2 separate regions of the Mus musculus genome follow, and region 2 is linked to region 1. The links are chromatin contacts, found by POLR2A ChIA-PET in ENCODE. All regions are on one chromosome and are shown on one strand. Each heading gives the region's core, a stretch centred on a gene start or an enhancer-like site at or near the end of the contact. The rest is flanking DNA. Distances are from core to core; before and after follow the strand shown. Region 1 holds the start of Rabggtb (Rab geranylgeranyl transferase, b subunit). Region 2 overlaps St6galnac3 (ST6 (alpha-N-acetyl-neuraminyl-2,3-beta-galactosyl-1,3)-N-acetylgalactosaminide alpha-2,6-sialyltransferase 3).

Region 1 (6,216 bases), core at 229-2,728:
TCGTGCCCAATGCTAGCACTTATTCCCCCACACTCATGCTGGCACGACTTGATAAACACCAGGATTTCTTCTCGGTTCATGCGATGAAGCTGTCCCATGAGGTCCATCACAGTCAGGCCCCAATAGACGCCGCTCATTCTCAGGTATTCAGACATGCAGTATTCCTAGGAGAAGCATCTCAGATTTGCCACTCTGACTTTACATAACCCACCTCTACCTAAGTCAGCTGTGAACAACTCGTAAGGCTTTAGAGTGGCGGTTGCCGACCCTTTGGGCCCCACATTCTGATTCCTAACAATGAAACTAGTTATGAAGTAAGTAGCAACAAAAGTTATCTCATGGTCGGAGATCGCCACAACACGTAGAACTGTTAGGAAAGGTCACAGCAGCAAGAAGATTGAGAGCCAATACTCTTAGTCTCCAAGTGCTAACCTCAGGTGAATTAACCAAAAGCAGTATTGATGCCTACTGTTTACTAAGCATCAATTATTGCATTCTACAAATGAAGTCTATGAATACGGAAAGATAAATGACGCTAAAGATGGGAACCAAATGAAGCATTACCTCACAAGCATTTATTCAGGTGAAGGCCTCACTGGCGTGCTGCCAAACCAAACCCAAAAGAACCAGGTGCACAGTTGGCAAGAAGGCCACACATTTGGGCCTATGATTCCCACTAACTGAAAAGTTGTAAAGACAGTCAAATGCCACGCTCTCTAAGACAGAGAGCTGCTGCACAAATACTTTTACCCAAATGACTCCTCCTTGGAGGGTCCCCCCACAGCTTGGGCCTTCTCAAACTCAGCCACCCCTGCTTGCTGCTGGCAACCTCCCCGGCCATTTCCCCAGGCACACCATTACATCAAGTTTAGGTAAAACCTTTTCAAGGTCTCAGCGTAATTCTAGAGCTAAAGTGTTATGACACATCAGCGAATTCAGATAATACATGCCAACACATCATTGACCTTCAAGGTTTTACCCCAGACAGAAATGAGCAAACCCCTTCTACCTGCAGCCCTGCACTTCCGCCCTTTATGTACCAGCACATGACTGATGTGGTCAAATACCAACCTCTGATATACAAGGTACACCTATAATACATTTTAAATCAGGCCTCTCAATTAGTATTATACAAGTAAGTATTATACTTATTGCTGTTAGTCTTAGAAACCTTTCAACAGAAAAAAGAATCATACGCACATAATCATCTTTCTTTGAGCCATAGGAAGCAATATAATCGGCATGCTTCTCCAGCAACAGGGTGTCAGGCGCATCTGACTTGATAGTAACGTCTTTCTGCTGTGTGCCCTTCCAAGAAAAAAGCAGAGATCCCATTCACCATCCGGAAATCGTGACATCTCAGACTCACACATAGCCAGATCTCAGTACTTTTTTTCTTTCAGGTCTCAGAGTAATTCTAGAGCTAAAGTGGTTTATAATCAACTTTAGATTCAGAATACATGCCAGCTCATCATTGACCCGAATCTTGACGCTTATCTTTTGAGTTATGCCAGAAATACACACTCTTGCTTAACAAGTTTGAGGCTTCAGCGCACCTTTCTACAGTCTTCACATGCTAACCCCTTTGCTAAATAATCAGACCCATTAGCTCCAAATTCCACCTTCGATTCTAAGACTCACCCAATAAGTAGGTCAAAGCGATTGCCAAAATAAATTTCCTACTTTATTCAGAGTCTCGGCTATGAAGCCCTGTCTGGTCTGGAACTCCCTGTGTAGACCAGGCCACCTGCTTCTGCCTCACTTCTTTAATCCAAGAGTGTTAGGATTAAAAGGCGTGGGCCAAGGCCGACTTCCTTCCATCCCAGTTAAAATGTTTAACTATGAAACAACATTCGTAAATGATCATGTAACCTTCAAAATACAGGCACGTACAAGTCCCCGATGTTAAGAAAAAATATCAGGCGGCCCAATCCAGGAAGGCTCGCCCACGGTCCGCGGATAAGATCCCAGGCCTCGAGAAGTGCAGAAAACGCTGAGCCATACACAGCTCAAGCGGCAGTCCAAGTATGGCCTAAGGAGGCCGAGGCAGGGGCATTGCGGAGAGCTCCAGGCCAGCCTGGGCCCCACAAGAATGATCGCCTTGCAGGCCCGCCTGTTCCCCATGCTGTGCGAGCCCGCGATGCCCCGCAGCCCGACCCACCGCCCAGACCACCCCTGCCTCCGCGCACCGCAGCGACGGTGCTCTCACCATGTCCGACCGCCGAAAGACTGAAGCGCGCGGGAGCACGGGGAGTCAGGGCCCGCGCGCCTGCGCACACGCGCCCGCCCGGCCGCCCACGCCCTACGTAGCTGGCCACGCTCTGCCCGAAGGACCCCGCGGCCGCGATTTAGCCGGTCGCACACCTGCCTGAAGGACTCCGCGGTCACGATGCAGCCGGCTACGAGTCTGCCTGAAGGACCCCATGTCGCTCAGTTTGCAAAGAGCTTTCCTTAGCATTCAAGGAGCCTGGACATTGATGTCAACCACAGCGTTCAAACCCGGAGTGCTAGTGCAGACCTGTTATCCCAGCACTGGGAAAGCGGAGGCAGGAGGATCAGTGATCCAAATCCTCAGCTGTGTAGGCACTTGGAAGCCAACCTGAGCTCGAGTCCCTATCCCCAATACCCTCGAAGATTGATCAGTTATAGAGTGTCTGTTACCCAGCTAATCAAAAAGCGCCACATATATTGCTATGGAAAGATCCTTGAAAGACACCAGGTGAAAATACATGCTTCGTTTTGATCCCAGAAATCATTAAAATAAGGTTAATTTTTCCACTCTGTGCTGGTAAATTAATATGGTTTAACCTCTTCATTTTTAACCTTTTTTTAAAGTCCTGGGCCTTGAACTCACAACTGAAAATGCTAGGCATGCGATCTCCCCCGCCCAGTTTGCCTCTTCAAAGAATAAAGTATGCCTCCCCACCCTAAAGAACTATAGCTGCAATGCAACTAACTAGTTATAAGTTCATTTATCACTCTAAAGCCAAGATGTCAGATACAGCCACGGGAGGGATTGGAATGTGGCCAGTCTAAACTGGAAAATGCTGTAATCGTAAAATACAAATTGTGTGCCACACTTCTCATTTTAAAGTTTGTTGGCTGCCTTCTGAATATCTATGCTTATATTCATTAAAAAAATGCTACTCTTAGCCATATTCAGATAAGCCTTTCTATGCAGAGACTCTTGGCTGCCCAAGGTTCTCAGAAAATACATCTGTTGAGGGCTAACCTCTTTTTAGAGCTTAGTGACTATCATTGAAGAAGGACACAGAAAGAATATAAGAGAAAGTAATCGGAAAAGGCTGAGAAGCCATCTTCTGGGCACAACAGCCACTGCAACCTTGAATTCAGAGTCACTGTGTTTATCTGCACTGGGCTTGCACATGAATGACCCTGACAAGGGTCAGTCATCGATGGGGAAGGGATTCTGGGGCCTTGCCCCTCTCTGCTGACCTAATGGGTACAGACACATATACTGAGAAAGGGGGAGTCATTCTCTTTATATGTGCTTGCTGGCAAGCTGACCAGGCATCGGTGGACTTCTCCAACCCCATGGCCACACAGACAGCCCCAGTTAAACTCAGTGAGTCACAAAATAAAAGACATGAATGTGGGAATGAGGGTTGTAAGGAGGAGAAGAAGCTGATGTGTGGGAGGGAGATAAGAAATGGTAGGGAGCAAGAATAATCAGAATGCATTCTACACATGCATAAAATGGTCAAAGAACAAGGGGGAGAAGCACTGTTGGCTGAAGTGATATTTTAGATATATTGGGTTAAATATATTATAAAATTAATGTAATCTATTTTCACTTTTTAAAATGTGACTTAGGAAAAAAAATTAAAACAATCTGTAGGGCACGCATTATATTGTTACTGTTAAATGGATGTCTACTTTCTCTACCCAGAGAAGTGCCTGTCACTTTGTAAATGGTAGAAAATACCTATAATGCCAGCACCTGTAAAGCTGAGGCAGGAGGATTACAAATTTGATGCCATCCTAGGCTGTTTAGTAAGTCTGAGGCCAGCTTGGGCTACATAGTACAACTCTACCCTCCAAAATAAAAGAGGGAAACGTTTATTGCTATTAAGATTTCTAAAGATCTATTTATTCTTATTTAGTATTGGCAGTTTGTCTGCCTGTGTGTGTGTGTGTGTGTGTGTGTGTGTGTGTGTGTGTGTGTGTTGCCTAAAGAGGGCAGAGAGGATGTAGAGTCCCCCAGATCTGGAATTACACACAGCTGTGAGCTGCCACGTGGATGCTAGAACTGATCTTAGCCATGGCACCACCTCTCCAGCCCATAGTTAGAACAGTTTTAATTAAGGTTCATGCTGTGAACTGTTGGAACTATAGTCCTAGCTCACTAGCGTTTAGGATAGAGGCAGTGTCTAGCTGGCCTTAACGTGTTGACTGTATCATGGAGCAGTGTTCATTTCATCAATGAATGGCATTGATTTTATCAACTGTAGGACACAGTTGATTGCAAAGATGAGAAATGAGGAGAGAGTAGCCAGTGTCTATTAATTTTCCAGACTTCCGGGATAATTACTATGATAAAATGTGTATTTCTGAATCAGTGAAATAGAATAAGTATGGAGCGGTTTCTGAAGTAGCAAATTTAAAGCTCTACTTTGGGACGAGGACCAGATAGCTCATTCTCTGCTAGTGTGAGACCCTGGGTCCATTCATTCTCTGCCAGTGTGAGACCCTGGGTCCATTCCCCAGCTCTTAAAGGAAAAGGCACTGGAGAAACTGTCCCTGATTTCTGATTTCTTTACCCCATCATTTTTCATTCATTTTAAATAGAGGGAAGTTGTGAAGGTTAATCTTGTCTGTCAGTTTGACTGAATCAGACACCACCTAAGAGACAAGCCTTGATCACTCCTAGGAGGGGTTTTCTTTTTTGTTTTTTTTTTTTGTTTGTTTGTTTGTTTGTTTTTTGAGACAGGGTTTCTCTGCATAGCCCTGGCTGTCCTGGAACTCACTCTGTAGACCAGGCTGGCCTCGAACTCAGAAATTCGCCTGCCTCTGTCTCCTAAATTCTGGGATTAAAGGCGTGTGTCACTATGCCCGGCAGGAGGGGTTTTCTTAATCAGGTTTTGGGGAAAGGCCCACACTAAATGTGAAGGCACCTCCAGTAGTAATCCAGATAAAAGGGGTGCTGCAGAAAAAGCTTTGCTTTCTGCCTCAGTGCCTTCTCATCTCGCTGTTAAATTTATGTTGCAGCTGCTATGGCCGACACCACAATCCTTCACTGATACCAGAACCCAGTGTCTTCAAGCTTCTACCAGACTGAAGACTACCAGATCTCCAGGAATCATGCAGGACTCCAGCACCAGGTGCATCTTCTGAGGCATCCAACTTTGTAGACTAATCAGTCTCCCAGTATGAAGAAGACATTTTTGGATGCCCCAGGCCGTATCAGGTAAGCTAATCTATCTAATAAATCCTGTTAATATGTATCATTTCTATTTGTTTAGCTCCTCTTAAGAACCCTGATTATTTCAAAAATCTTTTTGTGTATGTGTGTGTATACATGTGCACATTGTATGTGCCTGTGCATACATGTATATGCATGTGTGAAGGTCAGGGATCAATGTTGTTGGATGTCTTCTTCAGTCTCTCCACCTGATTTTTTGTGACAGAGTCTCTCACTAAACCTAGACCTCGTAGATTTGGCTAGACTAGATGTGATGTCAACAAGAACCAGGGATATAGCTTTCTCTGCCTCCCAAACTCTAGGATTACAGGCGCACACAGCTAAACCACACTTTCCTGTGGGAACTAAGTATCCACCTAAGCCCTCATGACTATGCCACAGTATGAACTGAGCTGCCTCATCAGACCATTAAATCTTTCTCTTTAACATTTATTTTGTGGTGTACATGTGCACATGACAGACCATAGTGCACTTGTGGAAGTCAGAGGACATCTTGAATCTTGAATGAGTTTCTTCTCACTGTCTACCACATGGGATCAACTATTGAACTCAGGTTGCCTGGCACGGTGATAATTGTCCTACTCATTGATCCATCTCACCAGCCCATGAATGAAGTCTTATCTAGTGTAGGACTTCATGCTTGGATAACCAGTGCTGAAGAGAACACTCTAGGTAAGATACAGTTATAAAAGTAGAACTTGAACTTTGTTAATACTTTAAAAGATGGGATTGTCTTAGTTAGGGTTTCCATTGCTGTGAACAGACACCATGAC
Region 2 (5,634 bases), core at 1,411-3,910, 240 kb before region 1:
AATGGAGGAGCTAGAGAAAGAACCCAAGGAGCTAAAGGGATCTGCAACCCTATAGGTGGAACAACATTATGAACTAACCAGTACCCCGGAGCTCTTAACTCTAGCTGCATATGTATCAAAAGATGGCCTAATCGGCCATCACTGGAAAGAGAGGCCCATTGGACTTGCAAACTTTGTATGCCCCAGTACAGGGGAACGCCAAGGCCAAAAAGGGGGAGTGGGTGGGTAGGGGAGTGGGGGTGGGTGGGTATGGGGGACTTTTGGTATAGCATTGGAAATGTAAATGAGCTAAATACCTAATAAAAAATGGAAAAAAAAAAAGAATTTCTGTCACCAAGACACAACTACAAGAGTAAATACGTACAGTTTTAAAGGCTCACACCACCTTCCTGCACCATGAAAGCCCAGGGAGGGGTCCTCTGAAAATAAGAGAGCGCTGCCCTACGTGGGCCAGTCTTCCCTAGAAACAGTACATGCAGAATGTGATCATGTACGTATTCGTCTGTGTTTGCCTACATGAGTAAGAGCACACATATATGTATGCATGGATATACGGGGGCTGTGGATATGTGGGGGGTCTATGGATGTATATGTTTATGTATATATTACATATGCACATAGTGCACTCGACATCTGTGTGGTGGTATGTATAGATGTATATGGTATGTATAGATGCTTATGCTTATGTATAGATGTATATGCTTAAAAACTTCACGGGAGAAAAAGAGAAGGCTTAACAGACTGCTTTTTGAGGCCTTTACAGAGCCATGCCCTGGAGACCTGACAGTAATCCCCCTGCCTCAGGAGCTTCTCACAGCAGCTGAGAGGTGAGGGGCCACTGGACTGGCAGTCTAAGCGGTAAATGGAAGTCTGAATAAACAGACACGAGAGGCTAAGCCTCAGCATCCAGCGATGCCGCAGAGCCACGACGCCTGTCTGGCTTTACTTTTTAAAGATGCCTTGTTTTTAATCATATGCACATGTATGTGTCTCTGTGAGGGTATGTGCACATGAGGTGTCTACAGAGCCAGAAGGAGGTGGAGTTACAGGGGCCTAAGAGCTTCAGGATGTAGGTGCTGGGAGTGGAACTCTGGTCCTCTGAAAGACCAGCATGTGTTCTTAACCTCTCTAGCCTTTGGGTTTTGGTGACTGAATCTCATTTTGCCCAGGCTGGCACTGAACTCATGACCGTTCTGCATCCACCTCGCTGGAGTCATGGCTGCAGGCACACATACCCAGCCTGCTCCCGTGTTGCTGTATCTATTGTGTGGTGTGTGTGTGAGTGGCATGTATGTGTGTGCATGACTATGTGTGTTGGGGTGCATGTGTGCATTTGCATGCAGGCTATGTCATGCCTGTAGAAGGCAAAGGACAACCGCAGGTGTCGGTCCCCATTTTACCATGTCATTTCCTGATGCTGCATGTATCCCAGGCTAGCCAGCCTGTGGGCTTCTCAGGGCTCTCCTCCTTGACCTTTCACCTCATTGTAAGGGCACAGGGATACATATCCATGCTAATACACCCACCTTTACATGGGTTTCTGGGGATTTGAACTTGGGTCCTCACACTTGCATAGCAAGCACGCAGATGCTTTTAAGCACTGGTCTTGCATCCCGCCTCTGGCTGAACACCATAGCTCAACTGCTACAGCCCAGGCTGGGAATACCAGCACCCCTCCAGAGGCACCCTACCTCCTCTTCGTGGAGATGCTTGTGATAGACACAGTGCTGTCAGCTCACTAGGACTTCATGTTCAGACATGTTCCCACCCTGAGCACTTTTTTAAAACTCTGAGATTTCAGAGGCTGACCTTTGCAGGACTCTCAGATCTCCCTGACAACGAGCATGCATTTCATCTTTCTTTTGGGGAGGCAGGGGAGCATTGTTAAGAAGGGGTTTCATATACAGCTCATGCTAGCCTCAAAGGAGTCCACATGAGAGAGACAGGGAGAGAGCAAGGGAAGGGGAAAAGGGAGAGGAAGAAAGTGAGCTAGTTCAAACAAGCATTTCCTCTAGAACTCACAAGCCTTCTGACTTTGACCAAAAAGTTAAAACCCTTGAAAAGACTTTCACCTCAGAGAATCGTCATCTTGGGCCCATGGTCCCACACAGGCCAGTTCCCTTCAGAGGAAAACAATGGAAGCTTTCTTTAGTCTCCGTAGGCATGACAGAGCTTACGTGCAAGTGCCCATTCTCTCACACGGCCATACACACACACACACACACACACACACACACACACACACACGCACACGCAATGCGGCTTTCACGCAAATACCGGTCAGTACAGATACAGACTAAGGACTGCTGAATTCCAGTCTCCTCTGGGACGGGGATGGCGGAGGGGAGGGGCTGTGCTCCAGCAAGAGTGTGTGCTCACAGCAGGCTATCTTGCACTTCCCTAGCCTTTGCTTAGATCCCCACACCTCTGCCTACTCCACACATATTGCAGTCACGATCACGGGAACACGGGACACAGAAACATGTATCTCCTAACACGTGGCCTGGGAAGGTGGTGCTCTGGGCAAGGCTCACTGGTACTCGATTGGCCGCCATATTTCCAGAACTCCCCCAGATGCGAGGTGTGCAAATAGCTAACAGCAAAAGGAGACTGGAAAGAGAAGCCTGGGGAAGAAGACAGCAAGGACTGAGGAGAGCACAGAGGGTTCAGCCACCTGGTCATTTAGCTGAGTCATGGTCTCCTCCACACAGGGGCAGAGCAGGAAGCAGGAGAGTTGACAGCAATGGCAGGTGTCCAAGGGGAGCAGAGGCCTGGCTTCTGGGGTCGCATTTCCTGACTCTAGAATCTGAGTTTTCCTTTCTGGAAAAGCACTGACACCACAATCCATTGTGAATTTATGAGATGCTGCTTTCTCAAGCTCCTGTGATTGGCCGTGACCCTGTGTAAATAACCCTGGGCACGGTCTCGTGCAAATGACTGGTATAAAAAAAAAAACACGCCATTTCTGACGCCTATAAATTTGTTAGTTCTGGATAAAATACTCTTAGGAAGAACTTTGAGACAAAGACTATAATTCAAACTCATCCTAAGCAAGGGAGTGAAAAGGAAGGAACCGCTTTCTGAATATTTGAATCTGCTTTCCCAGAACTAAATTAGACCTGAGGTGCCCCGAGCCCGGAACCAGAGGCTTCCCAAACTCTGCTGTTCGGCCAACCGTGAAAGCTACTCATCGGTAGGAACTTTCCTGGGTTTGCTCATCTGAAGCCGACTTGGCATGCACACCAATCCCACACACGGCTGATCACTACCATTGATGCTTCTCTTCTTTCTCTCTCCAAAAGAACCAAGGTAGAATTAGCTTGGGATCTCTCCACTGAATCATAGAAAATACCACAGGATAAGATGAAAATTGAGTTTTGTCAAAACCCTCACACATTACCAAGCCATGGAAATGCTTTTATCTGTAAGCTGTATATCAATGAACAGACAGTGCACTGACAACAGACTCTGTCCCGGACAAAGTCTGTCTCTTGACAGAAATAAACACATTTTAAACAGCTACTGACCAGGTTCACATCCTTGGAGTCTGACCTTTGAAAAGTGCACTTAGACATGGTCTGCAGCTGCCTCTTTGCTGGCTTTTTACAAGGAACAGTTCCGAAGCAAAGACGCTGTGGTAAGTCTTGTGAGCCTGTTAACTGTGGGTGGTGGTGATTTCCAGTCTGTGAGAGAAGATTCCTGGACACCGCAGAGGAGCAAGCAGGGCGGTCGGGCCTTCAGCGAGCCAATGCTGAAAGTTAGTTGCGAATGGATTTCCCTTTGAGTCACAGACTCAAGGGCACACCTTGGACAAAGCCTTCTAAGATCTCCTCTGTGCACTCTGCTCCATGGAGGGCCACAGGGGATGGCTGGAAACCAGTCATGTGATCCCAAGCCAGGAGTGGAGGCCCACGCGTGGAAACTGTTGAGAGGAGCATCTGCCACGTTACTGGCACATTCCGCTGGCCTGCACCTGCTAGACAGAACCGCCCAGAAGGAGAGGGATTCTTTGGGGTGACAGTGTGCTATGACTCAAGTCCCTCCCTGATGTTCAGTTTACAGTATGGTCTGTTTGGATGGGAATGATTGAGAGCTGTTAAAATGTGTTAAGTCGTAAGAGAGTGCCGAGGAGGGGCATAGTCGGCAAAGCGTTTGCCACGGAAGCGTGGAGTACTGAGTTTGACCCTTTTCACCCACAGGAAAAAGTAAATAAAAATTAAAAAGAAAGTTAAAAGGCTTTGTTGGAGCTAAAGAGAGGCATCAGTAGTAAAAAGCCAATAGCGATCTTGCAGAGGACCCAGGTTCAATTCCCAGCACCCACATAACAGCCCACAGTTGCCTGGGACTCCAGTTCTTTAGGCTCCCTGTATGCAAATGGTAGACATTCATGCAGGAGAGGCATACACACACACAAAACAAATAAATAAAATTAATTTCTTAAAAACTGAGTGTGGTATCGACATATAGAATCTCGATTGACAGGATATTGATAACCAAATGACTAGACTACTAAGGATTTTACATGGGAGACGGGACATGGCGACAGCTTGTGGTGTGGAATACGGTCAGTCACTCATTCAGTTCTCACAGCAAAAGACCATCAGATAGAATTCCTGAGGTGGCAGTCATGATGGAACAGAAGGCTAAACCATAAACCATGGGCATCGAGAAACATGACTAGCAAGGTAGTGCACCTCGCTGTGGCTCTCTGGGGGCTTGGTTGACATTCCAGACTTCTTCCCCTCTGGTCTCTGGGGCTTTCTTGGTTGGTTTATTTTGCAAGTGTACATATGCATGTACATGTGTGTATGCAGATGGCATAGATATGGACGCCAGGGGAACGCTTCTGCTCTGCCTTCCCCCTTCTCTGAGATAAGGTCTCTTACTGAATGTGTAGCTATTTCAGCCAGGCTTGCAGGCCAGGGAGCTTGTTGATCCAACTGCATCCACACCCCAATAACTAACTACATTACAGGGCTGCAGACCCGTGCAGCCATCCCCAGCTATAAAGCTGTCTGCAGTATGAATCGGAGAGGGCCCCAAAGGCTTATTTCCTGATGCATACTGGAATTTTGGACAGGGGTAGATGTGTAATTTTTCTCAAGTCACAGGCTGTTAACTGGCAGGAACTGCATAGCAGAACTGATTAATATAAGAATCACCCCCTGTGGAGGTCACCTTAGCCCCAGGGTATATGATTCCTTCCAGACCTCTATGCGAGTACAGTGCCTTTCTCCCAGAGAGGTGTCTTGCTTCCGTGGAGGATCGATCATGTGGGGCAGAAGACAGAGAGATCCCATTCCGCTGGTCATTTCCTGGAGCCAAAGTAATGGCTGGTTGCATTTGGGTATCCAGGCATACAGACACACTCGAGTAAAACAGCAGGGAACACTTCAATAGACCTGGTGTGAGCACCTAACACCGTAGCCCTGGCCCTCAGGACTAGCAGGGCTCGCCTCCCCTGATGGAGAAGAAGCATGGGGCTGGAGAGACGGCTCAGCAGCTAAGAGCACTGACTGCTCTTCCAGAGGTGCTGAGTTCAATTCCCAGCAACCACATGGTGGCTCACAACCATTTGTAATGGGATCAGATGCCCTCTTTCTGGTGTGTCTGAAGACAGCCACAGTGTACTCG

Evidence for each region. ChIA-PET counts read pairs that join two places held with the same protein, here RNA polymerase II (POLR2A).
Region 2: POLR2A ChIA-PET joins it to region 1 with 19 read pairs in Patski. The contact joins the enhancer-like site here to the promoter of Rabggtb in region 1. POLR2A ChIA-PET finds 5 or more read pairs at or near these places in 2 of 5 experiments (Patski and embryonic stem cell).

What each region holds. Positions count from the first base shown.
Region 1 is chr3:153,910,725-153,916,940 of GRCm38, forward strand. Rabggtb (Rab geranylgeranyl transferase, b subunit) reads right to left here and starts at 1,479. Exons shown (of 8, transcript NM_011231.2): 1 at 1,201-1,479; 2 at 1-164. The coding sequence starts at 1,335. It overlaps Gm24494 (a small nucleolar RNA gene), which reads right to left and starts at 966; the gene lies at 886-966. Snord45c (small nucleolar RNA, C/D box 45C) reads right to left here and starts at 1,465; the gene lies at 1,405-1,465.
Region 2 is chr3:153,666,336-153,671,969 of GRCm38, forward strand. The region is part of intron 1 of St6galnac3 (ST6 (alpha-N-acetyl-neuraminyl-2,3-beta-galactosyl-1,3)-N-acetylgalactosaminide alpha-2,6-sialyltransferase 3); the gene reads right to left. Among named protein-coding and RNA genes, the nearest start is that of St6galnac3, 56 kb to the right of the region's middle. Within about 2 kb of position 2,661, at least 1 of the 3 ENCODE cell types and tissues checked has a DNase peak (open chromatin) inside an H3K27ac peak, as active enhancers do.